Regions from separate parts of the Homo sapiens genome. Here regions 2 and 3 are each linked to region 1. Evidence: chromatin contacts called from ENCODE Hi-C or POLR2A ChIA-PET data. All regions are on one chromosome and are shown on one strand. Each heading gives the region's core, a stretch centred on a gene start or an enhancer-like site at or near the end of the contact. The rest is flanking DNA. Distances are from core to core; before and after follow the strand shown.

The links. A loop is a pair of places that touch in the nucleus more often than their neighbours do. ChIA-PET counts read pairs that join two places held with the same protein, here RNA polymerase II (POLR2A). Pooled maps may share reads with other maps.
Region 2: a loop to region 1 is called in a map with no recorded cell type, with 9 times the contacts of the local background. The contact joins the enhancer-like site here to the promoter of PDSS1 in region 1. A Hi-C loop is called at or near these places in 1 of 168 maps with a recorded cell type or tissue (naive thymus-derived CD4-positive, alpha-beta T cell), 2 of 37 single-sample maps with no recorded cell type and 10 of 50 pooled maps. POLR2A ChIA-PET finds 5 or more read pairs at or near these places in 4 of 52 experiments (A549, B cell, OCI-LY7 and 1 more).
Region 3: a pooled map shows a loop between it and region 1 (2.1-fold over the local background). The contact joins the enhancer-like site here to the promoter of PDSS1 in region 1. A Hi-C loop is called at or near these places in 4 of 50 pooled maps. POLR2A ChIA-PET finds 5 or more read pairs at or near these places in 2 of 52 experiments (OCI-LY7 and activated CD4-positive, alpha-beta T cell).

Annotation. Positions count from the first base shown.
Region 1 is chr10:26,695,018-26,699,530 of GRCh38, reverse strand. It overlaps PDSS1 (decaprenyl diphosphate synthase subunit 1), which reads right to left and starts at 1,830. Exons shown (of 12, transcript NM_014317.5): 1 at 1,691-1,830. The coding sequence starts at 1,819. RefSeq lists an enhancer at 775-1,663 and a silencer at 1,538-2,157.
Region 2 is chr10:26,480,100-26,484,612 of GRCh38, reverse strand. The region is part of intron 2 of APBB1IP (amyloid beta precursor protein binding family B member 1 interacting protein); the gene reads right to left. Among named protein-coding and RNA genes, the nearest start is that of APBB1IP, 44 kb to the right of the region's middle. Within about 2 kb of position 2,297, at least 10 of the 41 ENCODE cell types and tissues checked have a DNase peak (open chromatin) inside an H3K27ac peak, as active enhancers do; they include B cell and OCI-LY7, where a contact is called at or near this core.
Region 3 is chr10:26,538,303-26,542,815 of GRCh38, reverse strand. It overlaps APBB1IP (amyloid beta precursor protein binding family B member 1 interacting protein), which reads right to left. Exons shown (of 15, transcript NM_019043.4): 11 at 1,124-1,234. Among named protein-coding and RNA genes, the nearest start is that of LINC03028, 39 kb to the left of the region's middle. RefSeq lists an enhancer at 1,996-2,065. Within about 2 kb of position 2,020, at least 2 of the 41 ENCODE cell types and tissues checked have a DNase peak (open chromatin) inside an H3K27ac peak, as active enhancers do.

The sequences.
Region 1 (4,513 bases), core at 581-3,080:
CCCAGCTACTTGGGAGTCTGCAGCAGGAGAATCGCTTGAACCTGGGAGGTGGAGTTTGCAGTGAGCCGAGATTCCGCCACTGCACTCCAGCCTGGGCGACAGAGTGAGACTCTGTGTCAAAAAAAAAAAAAAAGAAGAAGAAGAAGAAGCATGTAGTGGCATAAGAGGGTGGATGCACCCATCTCTTCAAATACTGGCTTCTTCTGTGGAACTAGAAATATCTGAAGTCTGGAGAGAACAGTCCTGAAATGGATCACAGCAAAGCCTACCTTCCTCCTCTAAGCCTCTTCTCCCACATGCCCCTCACCCCCCATATTCTGTTCTCTTTACTCTCTAGCATTGTCTAGTTGCCCAGCTGCCACTTGGTCTCCAAACGTCTTTTTTGCTTTAGATTTTTTAGAGATAGGGTCTCACACTGTTGCCCAGGCTGGAGTGCACTGGCACTATCACAATAAACAGCTCACTGTAATCTTGAACTCCTGGGATCGAACAATCCTCCTCCCTCAGGCTCCTGAGTAGGTAGAACTACAGGCATGCACCACCCCACCTGGTGAATTTTTTCTATTTTTTATAGAGACAGAGTCTTGCTATGTTGCCTAGGCTGGTCCCAAACTCCTGGCCTCAACCGATTCTCCCACCTCAGCCTCCCAAAGTGCTGGGATTACAGGTGTGAGCCACTGTGCCTGGCCCAAGCCTTGTTTTGGATAATTTGTGATACGCATCTACTTTGGTACAAAGTAGATATTTATAAGTGTTATATATTTCATACTGGGAAATGATGTTTGATGAGAACACGGACACATAAAGTATACCAAATCTGAATTAAAAGAGTACTAAATTCAAATAAACTTAAGTAACAGTGAGTCCATAGATTTTGCACGGTTATGCTAATAGCATGGGCCTACCCCATGGCACACTGAGAATCATTACAAAGCGCAGAAGGGCTCACAGTGTCCATTTACAGGGGCTAAACTGACCAGAAAGGGAGAAAAAGGAGATCGGAACCCAAAGGCAGCAGAGGAGACCCTGAAAGAATGGGCTATCGCTGAGATTCTGACTTTAGATGACTCCAGGGTTTCTCTCCTCCTGACGGCCTCGGGCCTTTCTCCTTCCAGTGTCATTCCAGCCCCATCCAGGTGTGCTCTCCTCCCGAGGCCACTGCTGGACAACTAAGGTCCGGTCCACCCTAGCACCAGCCCTGCATTCTCCACAAGACCTTTTCGGACTATTCCGAGGCCGATTCGATCCTCCGTTTCTCGGAGAGAGCTCTGAGCACTTTGGCTCTAAAATTTCAGGCAAGATCTGTCTTCCTCTAACTCCAAAGTAAATAGCTGCAGTCGCTCTCCAGGCTTAACCTTGTCCATATAGCAGCGGTCAATCTGATCGCTCCTGCGCTTCCCCCAGGACACGGATCCCACCGCTTTCTCCACCCCCCAAAACGCTCCCGGGGTCCCCAGGACACCGCTTTCTGCAACCCCGTGTAGGGCGCCCCTACTTCAGTCCAACGCGCGGCTCCGTCCCACCGCGAGCACCCCTCAGCTCCGGAGTCCCACCCCGGAGCTACCCCGGAGCTACCCCGCGCGCCCCCGCGTCGCGACGCACGTGCTCCCCGCTCCCATTCATTCCGCCCACTGCTGTCATTGGAGCCGTGACCTCTGAGCCCCGCCGGGCGCGCGCCTCCCAACCTCACCTGCGCGCGGACTTCGGCAGCGGCGCTCGGCCCCAACGGTCCCGCACGGCCGGGGGAGCCGGGCCCGGGGCTCCGCGCCGCCGGCTTCCAGGAGCAGCCGCGCCGCCACCGCCACCAGCGCGAGGCCATGGTCGGAGTCTGAAAGTCGCGGCAGGGCGGCGGCTCCGCCTCTGGCCCGCGATCCTCCTCCCGGGACCCGGAGCCGGAAACCTGGCACAGGAAGCGCTTCGGCCAGGCCCGGGAGCGCGGTTCGCTCTTCCTCGCTTGCGGTCCGGCTGCCGGCGCGGACACTTCGGGTGTCTGCCCGTCTGCAGCCAACGGGGACTGCAGCCGCTCCCGGGAGGCGACGGGGCAGGGGCGTGCGGAGACCTGGTCTGGGGACCCCGAGCGTAACCTTCCCCGGGGCGAGCCTCCTATCCCCACCTCTTCCCGGAAGCTGTGCAGGGAGACTGGCCACGCCTGCAGTCATAGCAAAAATGTCCCTGTGGGGACCTTTTATTAGCAAGAAATACTACCGCGCGCCACCCTTGCAGCCACGAACTCTTTTGTTCTGCGTGTTTAGGCAGAAACATAACTCAGAGAATGGGGTTCCCGCTCCGCAGCCTAAGCCGGAGGCGACGGTTTCCGCTGCTGCTTCCCTTGGCAGTGACCTGACACGCCCTGGTCGGCTGCCTTTTGCAATCTGTTCTTGAAGGAAGTTCCAGCCCATCGCATCTTCCTAGAAACAAGTCCGACCACGATCAGGGTTGTTGTGAAATAGTAGCTAAATTAGCCGGGTCTCGTGACTTTTGGACTCTCCCCTCCAAACGCCTTATAGGTATAGTTTGGCAATCTTGCTCACACCTGGGTGTGAACCTGCGTGTACCCAGCCCGGGAGATATTGGAGTCTGTACAGGATTAGTACCCCTTATGGGTTAGAAAGGCCTTCTTTCCTTAGCTCTAAGGCCAGATCTACTGGTGCTAAGAGACAGCGTGTTCCGAACAGAAATTAAGTGATATAAACATTCAGCGCATGCACTCAAACACACAGAGCCAGTGAGATAGGGGGTAAGCATTAGAGATAGAGAAATGCAATTTAGTCCTCAAAAAATTCACTCTAATGAGGAAATAGACCAGCAAGTAGGTAATTGCAGTTCTCTGATTCATGTATTTTCTTGTTCTTGGGTTAAAGAATGCGGTAGCCTCATAGCTGGGTACATTAATTTCATATTTAATCGTGTGGATTTTTTATGGAATGAAGACATCATAGACTATATAAAGACATCTATGAAAATAAGCCAGTTTGATGGTGTTTTTTCCATCTTGAAGAATAGTATGTAAAAATATGCAAAGCTTTATGAGTAAAGATTGTTAATATGCACCTGTAGCTTATCTTGGTTTAGATTAGGTTTATATATTAAGAAACATTCATAAGGTGGAATTTGCCAAGTAGAGTGTAGCAGTAAGCACTTGGGTTGTACTTGATCCTATGACTAAGACATTATCATTTGCCCTTTTTTGTATATAAAGATAAGGAAACATATAGAGGAAATACCGTATGGTCAAATAAGTATCACACTCAAGCTCACCCAGTTGTCAAGTATGTCACTACACAATTTTGTCAGACCATGTTCGTTTAGAGATTGCTTGGCCACATTAAAACAGAAAACATTGCTCTTAAAAAGATGCTGTAGGTCGGGGGCACAGTGGCTCAGCCTGTAATCCCAGCACTGTGGGAGGCCGAGGCAGGTGGATCACTTGAGGTCAGGAGTTTGAGACCAGCCTGGCCAACATGGTGAAACCCGTCTCTACTAAATATTCAAAAATTAGTTGGGCATGGTGGTGCATGTTCTGTAATCCCAACCACTTAGGAGGCTGAGGCAAGAGAATCACTTGAACCTGGGAGGCAGAGGTTGCAGTGAGCCGAGATTGTGCCACTGCACTTCGGCCTAGGTGACAAAGTGAGACTCCGTCTTTAAAAAAAAGAAAAAGAAAAAAAGATGCCGTAGTATTGCAAGGCTAAGTAGGGACAGCAGCTGAAGTTCCTCAAGACTTCCAACGTTACTGTATAGCTAAACTCTTGAGAAAAAACAGTAAGCTACCAATTGGACATACGGAATTCACAAGTAGTTCTTTTGACCCCACTAGGCCAAGCATGAGTTGAGGAAGTTAAAAACACTATCTGAGTTATGCAGGTAAGTGCTAAAGAACAGACTTCTCTTGTGCAGTCTGAAAACAACTTTAGTCTATTTTGCTGCCCTTAGACAAATGAAAAGAGCCAGTACAGATGGATCAAAATGGCCTATGTGTAACTGAAAGCGATCAAGGTTGTCGTTTTGAGGTTGGAGTGTTAGGTACCCTCCAAGACATTTTCTTGCCATATTGATGATACTGTTTAAAACATAATATCTACAATAGGAACAGGTTTTATAGCCAAAGAGATTGTAAATATAGTACCAGGCCAGACACAGTGGGTCATGCCTGTTATCACAGCACTTTGGGAGGCCGAGGTGGCAGGATTGCTTGAGGTCGGGATGTCACGAACAGCCTAGGCGACATAAGCAAGACCCTGTCTCTACAAAAAATAAAATTAGCCAGGCGTGGTGGTGTGTGACTGTAGCCCTAGCTACTCAGGAGCCTGAGGCGGGGAAATTTGCTTGAGCCCAGAAGTTCGAGAGTTCGAGGCTGCAGTGAGTTGTGATCATGCCACTGCATTCCAGTGTGGATGAAAGAGTGGGACACTGTCTCCAAATAAATAAATAAATAATCCTATGTATTACTGTGTCTTGATTTACAGTACTGTGTAAAACATCTCATCCTGATTTTACTAAATAAATGATCAAT
Region 2 (4,513 bases), core at 1,048-3,547, 220 kb after region 1:
TCAAAAAAGGCCTGGTGCAGTGGCTCACACCTGTAATACCAGCACTTTGTGAGGCCGAGGCAGGTGGATCACCTGAGGTCAGGAGTTTGAGACCAGCCTGGCCAGCATGGTGAAACCCTGTCTCTACTAAAAATACCAAAAAAGTAGCTGGGCGTGGTGGTGCGCACCTATAATCCCAGCTACTTGGGAGTCTGAGGCACAAGAATCGCTTGAACCCGGGAGGCGGAGCTTGCAGTGAGCTGAGGTCGTGCTGCACTCCAGCCTGGGCGACAGAGCAAGACTCCATCTCAAAACAAAACAAAACAAAACAAAACAAACAAGTGGTCCTAACAACTTCTGCATGAAATAAAAAACTTGTTAAGATTTTTCTCTTCTTGTGATTATCAAGTTTTGGGTTTACAGAGTTGATGTTTTCGGTGGCAGCAAGTGTCAATACAATGAAGAAACTCATATTATTTACATTTTTATAAGGAGCTTATCTGTCAAAACCCTGCTTTCTTATATTTCTTATAGCACCGTATTAAGATATTACAAACTCACGGGTTGTCTAAGCTAATTTGAATGGTTGCAAATTTCACCGTTTCAGCTGTACTTTTAGTTATGCTTAGTCTTTACTTGGACTAAGATACTAATACCAATAACAGAATGAAAATTTCAGAGCACTGAGAATGAAAAGAAAAGACAAAACAGAATATTTGTGAGCAAGACCCTGTCTCTACAAAAAATAAAAAAATTAGCCAGTCATATTGGCATGCGCCTGTAGTCCCTGCTATTCAGGAGGCCGAGGCAGGAAGATTCTTTGAGCCCAGGAGTTCAAGGCTGAAGTGACTCATGATTGCACTATTGCACTCCAGCCTGAGCAAAAGAGCAAGACCCTGACTCAAAATAAATAATGATAAAAAAATGAAACAACAGAGGAGGTATAAAAATGACTTTGCAATTATTAAAATGAGACACAGTCAATGAAGTTCAGGAAGGTTAGAATTAGCCTTCAGTATTAACCAGAGAAGTTGCTACCTGTCTGTCTACCAAGAAGAAAACTCCTCACTCAATTGCTTCTGTGCATGGCTGGGGTTGAGAGAGAGAGAAATCTCCCCTTGCTCTCTACCTGCCTGATAATAATAAAAATAACAGCGAATAACTATTAGGTGTTCTCATTCCATGCCAGGGATTGTCCTGGTGCGTTACGTGCATTGACTGATTAAATCCATCCTCACACCCTAGGTGAAATGAAAACACTTTTATATTCATCTTAGATGAGAAAACTGAGGCATCCAGAGATAAGTAAATCGATCGAGTTTACACAAAGTAAGTCAGTCATCAAATATTTATTGATCCCAGACATGATTGGAGGCTTAAACAAATTTCTGGAAGATTTTTCTGTGTGGGTTTTCCTCAGCTGTATTTCTTCTCTTCAATGAATTTATCTGCATACTGTACATCTTTCTATGTTAAAGACAGTTAAAGAAAAATGTTTGTATCCTAGTATTGACTGCTTTTTTTTTTTTTTTTTTTTTTTTATCAGATGGAGTTTTGCTCTTGTTGCCCAGGCTGGAGTGCAATGGTGTGATCTCGGCTCACTGCAACCTCCACCTCCCAGTTCAAGAGTTTCTCCTGCCTCAGCCTCCCAAGTAGCTGGGATTACAGGCACCGGCCACCATGACCAGCTAATTTTTTTTTTTTTTTTTCACTTGAGAAAGAGTTTCACCATGTTGGCCAGGCTGGTCTCAAACACCTGACCTCAGGTGATCAGCCCGCCTCAGCCTCCCAAAGTGCTGGAGTTACAGGGACTGTTGTTTTTTTACCCTACAGTGTTTTGAGTTTATTACTAGATTGCCAAAACTAAAATAGAACTGGAATTGATGAGAAATAAGTTTCAAAAATCTGAGGCTCTCCAAGTATCAATTTGCTTTGATATTTTTATTATTTTTTAATTAGAAACCATCTGGCAACATTTTTTTCTAGGAAATAAATCAGTAGACATATTACAACTACAGATACAAAAGAGGAGAAAAAAATTTTAAAAAGCTTATGAATGGGATTGCCCTTAGGATGAAATACGCACTACAGAATTCGGATGCTCGCAAATGCTGGTGGAAACTGTGAAGTCACCTGTGTACAGTGTGATTGAAAATAACTTAGAATATTGAATTTTACCTGATTCCTTCAGTGTTGTATTTTTTCAAAATGCAATGAAAGCGTTTTATCAAGAGGAAGTGGTTCACAGAATAACACAGCATATGGTTAAAGGTTCTTGCAACGTTTGAGGGAGGAGAAAGGGGAAGCCGAGGCTTCTGTGTAGCGTAAAACAGGAAACAGAAGCATCTCTAAAGTTACGGATTATATCAAATAATTCACTCAACAGAGAACTAAGGTGAAGAAACCTCTTGGGCCAACTTAACCAACTTTGCACTGTACCCCTGAGATCGGTGAAAATCTTAATAGGCTAGCAAGTAGTTACTGAATCAAAAGGACAATGACTGTGGTCATATGATCAATTCAGACTAATATGCAGTGAGTCACAAACAAAATTCATATGGACATGTGTATATACATAGGTAGGGTCACACAGAAGGGACAGCCAAGACAACAGGGTCCTTTTGTAAGCAATATTGTCATGGCAAAAGTTACCTGTAAATAACATTTTAAATAAAAAACTAATCATTAAATGAAATGATTTATTTCAGTAATTTAAAAAAATACTAAGAGAGTGCTTTGAAAAGTCTTAGAATTTTGCAGTAAAGACACACACACACACACACACACACACACACACACACACACACGTAATGAGATGGGCTACCACATTTTAAAAAATATGATTTAGGCCAGGTGCGGTGGGTTACACCTGAAATTCAGCACTTTGGGAGGCAGAGGTGGGAGGATCACTTGAGGCCAGGAGTTCAAAACCAGCCTGGGCAATATAGCAAGACCCCATCTCTATCCCCTCTGCCAAAAAAATTAGCTGGGCATAGTGGTGCGCACCTGTGGTCTCAGCTACTCAGGAGGCTGAGGTGGGAGAATCCTTTGAGCGCAAGAGCTCATGGCTACAGTGAGCTATGACAGCACTACTGCCCTCTAGCCTGAGTGACAAAGTGTGACCCTGTCTCTAAAATTAAAAAATAAAAACAAAAATAACAAAACAAAAAATAAAAGATACAATTTTTAAATGTGCTTATTTCCAAATTGCTGTGATTTTATGCAAACCATAAAGTTAGTGAAAAATTTATGTTTTGCATAAAATCAAAGCAATTTGGAAATAAGTGGGTGGGACAAGGTGGGGACACTCTGCTAAGTCAAGCTTCAGTTAGAAAAAAGTGAGAGAACTGAACAACACCCAAAAATGTTCCCCAGGACTCAAGTGCAAGAACACTTGACACAGGACAACAGAGGTCAGCACATATGAACCCAACATCCCCACTTCCATCTGTCTGTCTGGCCTCCAGCTCTGGGAGACAAGTTGTAGACTAGTTTCACTTGGATGCCCACGGGTTGGAAAGAGAGTGCCAAGTCTCTAGATTATTTTAAGTTCCCTTTTTTTTTCTACTTTGGGTGTCTATATAAGGAATGGGGAACTGCTTTTGTATTTAGGACCTACTGTGACCTAAAACCAGAGGGACAATGCAATTTAGAATTTTTTGAAGAGATACAAATAGAAAATACTCTGTTTATCATGTTGTATTAATAAATAAAAATCATGAACATTTCTTTTTAGAAACAAAAGTCCTGTGAATAGTTAGGTCAATTCACTGTCCCCTACTTGTCTTTATTTTCTCATGAATCTATCTCAACTGGACTTTTGTTTGCACTATGTCACCAAACTGTGTGCCAAGATTACCAACAATCTGTGGTGTATGGTGGCTCATGCCTGTAATCCCAGCACTTTGGGAGGTCGAGGTAGGCAGATCACTTGAGCCCAGGAGTTAGAGACCAGCCTGGGCAACATGGGGAAATCCCATGTTTACCAAAAAAAAAAAAAAAAAAAAAAAAAAGAAGCAGCTCAACCATTCCAATATTAAAGTTATTTTGAAAGAAGAGATTACCAATGATCTCTCTGTTGTGAAATCCAATGGTTAGTTCCCAGTCAGCATCTTATACAGCCTTTAATATTATTGATCACTCCCTCCTGGAAATATTTTCTTCACTTGGCTTTCCTGACAGTTTTCTTTCCTGGTTTTCCTCCTCACAGAGGCCAATGTACCTTGAAGCCAACAAAGAAGCTTACATTTCAGGGCTTCTCACTTGCAGGACCCTTCTGATGCCACATGTCTCCTCTGGCACCCCAGCAGCAGCACACAACACAACACTGTTCTGTTGCTGGGAGGTCACCTGGGTCAGGGTTCCTAGGTCTTGGAGTGGGGTCAGGCGACTACCAGCACTATCTCCACTTTACTTGGAGTCCAGCAAAAGCCCTCCCATGATGCATTTCGTGGACATTAGATCTCATGTCCCAATCCAAGGAGAAGATCTGAAGGAAACGCTCTGCTCTGCTCCTTGCCCGGGGTCACCTTGA
Region 3 (4,513 bases), core at 771-3,270, 160 kb after region 1:
TATTATCTGTAAATAATTAAAAGTGGATGCTTAGGAATTAAAAAAAAAAGGCTAGGACATCTGAATGAAAGTCACTGAATATCCTGAGTCCTTGATAAAGCCAAGAATTTCAACCAATTATTATTTGATGATTATAATAAGTGATTGTAATTGTTCAGGGAGTCAAAATTACTAAATATGATTGAATTCACCTGGTTATTGCATTTGACTAAAAAGAAACGCAGACAAAAACTTACCATAGTCCTTAATCCAGAGTTCTGCAGGCATACAGAAAGACCCGTAACGCATCACATGTGTGGTTGTAATAACCCATCTCCTGATCAGACTGATCTGAGATTCTAATTTTAAAAAATGTAAATCGGCCAGGAGTGGTGGCTGATGCCTGCAACCCCAGCACTTTGGGATGCCAAGGTAGGTGGATTGCCTGAGCCCAGGAGTTTGAGACCAGCCTGGGTAATATGGTAAAGCCCTATCTTAACTAAAAATACAAAAATTAGCTGGTGTGGTGGTGCACACCTCTAGTCCCAGATACTTGAGAGGCTAAGGCAGGAGGATTGCTTGAGCCTGGGGGGCTGAGGCTGCAGTGGGCTATGATTGAGCCACTGCACTCCACCCTGGGTGACAGAGTGAGACTCGGTCTCAAAAAAATGTAAACCATATCTAACATTTGATAATACCTATTGCCTTTTGACAATATACACCTGAAGTTTCATGACCCAGTAATTAAAACAACTTTTTTTTGGCTATTTTCTATAAGTTGTCTAGGAAATCTTGCAAGTTTCTAATTTCTAAAATCTTCTTATGGTGGAATGAGCCCAATAAGAACTGAAAACTTTTTTTAGTCTTATCGATAACATTATAAATTAATTTGTTTAAAATGTGGAACTTTCATTTTCAGAAGTGAAGAAATCCCCAGACAGAGTTACCTTAAAGTTTTAGGTTCAGATAGGAGGCTTTGGGGAAAATGTCCCAAATTGATAGAAATGTTTCCCTCATTCCTATTTTGGTTAAACAATTTCTTATTGTTACACATATGGCTAACTATAATTTAACATTTTCTTCCTTGAAAAAAAATTAACTCAAATTGCTTATAAATCTAAATGAATGACTTCTTATAACATACCTTTAAAACAAAGCAATAGTCAGTGGGCGCTTTATATTTCATTTTATGCTGAGTCCCATAGTAAATGTTGACATTTTCAAACTGTATAAAACACGCCAGATCTCGAGATGTCTGAAAGACAGGGAAAAAAATAAAACTTCAACTGAGATGACAGTTAACAATTTTCCAGAGTTGTCCTTCATAGCACAACTAAGGATTATATTTTAGTAAAGAAAATATTGACTTTTAGGTAATTTATATAAACATCTGCCATGTATAGGTTTTCTCAAAGGCAAGTCTGAAAGGTTGGAATGGAAACTGATATGGCCAAGTTGGGGGACAATTTAGTAAGATCTATACATAAATCTTTCCCAATATGAAAGATATTGAATGTTCCCAACACAAAGAAATGATAAATGTTTGAGATGATGGATGTGCTAATTACCTTGATCTGATCACCATACATTATATGTATCAAAACATCACTATGTACGTTATGCATATGTACAATTATTATTTGTCAATCAAAAAATAAAATTAATTTTTTAAAAAGAGTGCAGCCATGAAAATCGGTGCCACTGACCCAGAAACGGAGTGAAAGATTATACTGCTGTTCTAATGCCTGTCTGGGGACTCCCAGAGTCAGGATGGACTGTCCTTGAGATGTCATTATTGATGCAGTCGAGACAAGGTGACCGCTTAGCCAGAAATTTCATTTTGACTTTTGCCATTCTAAGTCCGTGATGGATTTTGCGATTGAGCATTAAAAAAAAAAAAAAGTCCCCCTCAGGACGAAAAATGAGAGATAAACTTATGCTCAGTAAATCAGCACACACTTCATGCACTTCCTCCTGAGAAAAAGGATTTCTTTCACAAGTTCTCTTTACTGCAGGCAGTGTTGCCATGGAAACAGAGACCTCTCCTCCACGGATAACAGGCACTGTGAAGACTGCAGCCTGTAATCTACATATTTGGTTACACTTCAATTACAAATGTGTTCCATTAGTTTTTTGTTTCGCTTTCTATATTTCTTTACTAGTTAGTGAATAAAGAATAGATGGCAGAACTATTTACACCTTAGTGCACAATTATTTCTTTACATATGCTTGTATTCTTTTCTTACAAGATATTTTCTTCTGGATGTTCAAAGTTTACATTTTTAAGTTACAAACGAATGCATATTAGTCACATTTAAAATATATATATATATAAATAATAAAATGCACATCTTCCTCCACCACCCCTTTTTCTTATTTTGTTCTTTTCTCCAAAGGTACCATAGTTAATAGTTTGGTAGTATTCTATTCTGTTCTATCCCATGACGTTGCCCAGGCTGGTCTTGAATTCCTGAGCTCAAGCGATCCGCCTTCCTTGGCCTTCCAAACTGTTGGGATTAGAGGAGTGAGCCACCGCCCCTCGCCTTCTTTTTCTTAACATTGCATCTAGGAGTCTTTCTACATCAAGACATGAATTAATATATGACATTCATTTTATGGCTGCAGAGAATTCTACGGTACAGGTGTAACGATTTATTTAACTATTCTACTACAGATGATTAGAAGTTATTTCAATATTTAGCTATTACAAAAAATACTGTGCATGTGAGCTTATATTTTTGTGAGATAGATTCGTCAAGCATGGAGTTGCCATTTGAAAGGATTTTTACTCCCTGTTACATGTACATAGATTTTGCTAAATTGTCCCCCAGTTTGGCCGTATGAGTTTCTATTCCAAGCTCCCAGGCGTGAGTGTCTCTTTTTCTTACCCACTTCCACCAAAATTTGGATATTATCTATATTGTTTATTTTATCAATCTCATGCTTAATTTTCATTTCCCTGATCAGTAATGAGACGGAGCAACTTTTAGTTATGCGGTGGTTACCGGTACTTCTTTTTCTGTAAATTTTCCCTTTAAAAGCTTTGCCATTTTTCTGTATGTTTATCTTTTTCTTATTGATTTCTTGAAGTCTTTATATTTTATGGATATTCATACTTGTTTATACATGTTGCAAATGTACTCTCTCACTGTAGTCAGTCTTTCACTTCTTGTTTGTTATCTTTGGCCATAAGGTATTAAAAATAACTTTATCAGGTCAAATCTGGCCATTTTTCTCCGTTATAATTTTGAGTTTTTATTCTTGCTTAGGAAACCTTTCTCCAGCTCAAAATTATAAAAACATTAACCTATATTTTCTTTTTTTTCTCCCTTTCTTCCTTCCTTCCTTCCCTCCCTTCCTCCCTTTCTTCCTTTCTTCCTTTCTTCCTTCCTTCACTCTCTCTCTTTCTTTCCTTCTTTTTTTTTTTTTCAGGATCTCATATTGTCACTTCAGCTGGAGTGCAGTGGCACGAACATGGCTCACTGAAGTCTTGACCTCCCGGGCTCAAATGATCCTCCCGGATCAGCCTCCCAAGTAGCTGGGACTACAGGCATGTGCCACCATCCCCACTAATTTTTTTATTCCTTTTGTACAGACAGGGTCTCCCTATGTTTCTCAGGCTGGTCTTGAACTCTTGGGCTCAAGCTATCCTCCCACCTGGTCCTCCCAGAGTTCTGGAATTAGAGGCATGAGCCACCGCACCCAGCCAGCCTCTGTTTTCTTCTAGGATTTTATACTATTTTTCTCTAAAGATATTTTAATCAATCAAGAATTTAGTTTGGTACATGGAATGAGGTAGGAAATTATATTTCTAAATGGATATACAGTTATTTCAGTTCTATTTGTTGAATACCACATTCTTTCCCCACTGCTGTGATATAAATTCCAACTTTAACTTCTCTGATATTAGACGGTTGTCTGTCGACCTGTTTGTCTCTAGCTGTGCTGTTTTTATCTAATGTTTTGGCACAGCAGGAGATCTACCTTGATGTTCTTCACAATTTTGGGAAGGTCTATTTTGGAACAGTGTCTTTTTTCCATGAAATCAGTCTGTGAATTTCAAGTAAATAAAATCCTACTGATATTTTTATTAAAATTATATTAAATTTATAGAAAACTGGGAAGAATTAATAACTTTTCTTTTAGCAACATGGTACCTTTCTTTTCTTTATCTTCTACTTTTTTTTTTTTTTTTGAGATGGAATCTCACTTTGTCGCCCCAGGCTGGAGTGCAGTGGCATGATCTTGGCTCACTGCAACCTCCGCCTCCTGGGTTCAAGCAATTCTTCTGCCTCAGCCTCCCGAGTAGCTGGGATTACAGGCGCCCGCCACCACGCCTGGCTAATTTTTGCATTTTTAGTAGAGATGGGGTTTCACCATGTTGGACAGGCTGGTCTCAAACTCCTGACCTCGTGATTCGCCCGCCTCGGCCTCCCAAAGTGCTGGGATTACAGGCATGAGCCACCGCACCTGGCCTGCAACATGGTACCTTTCTATTGATTCAGTTCTACTTCATTTCTTTTAATACATTTTA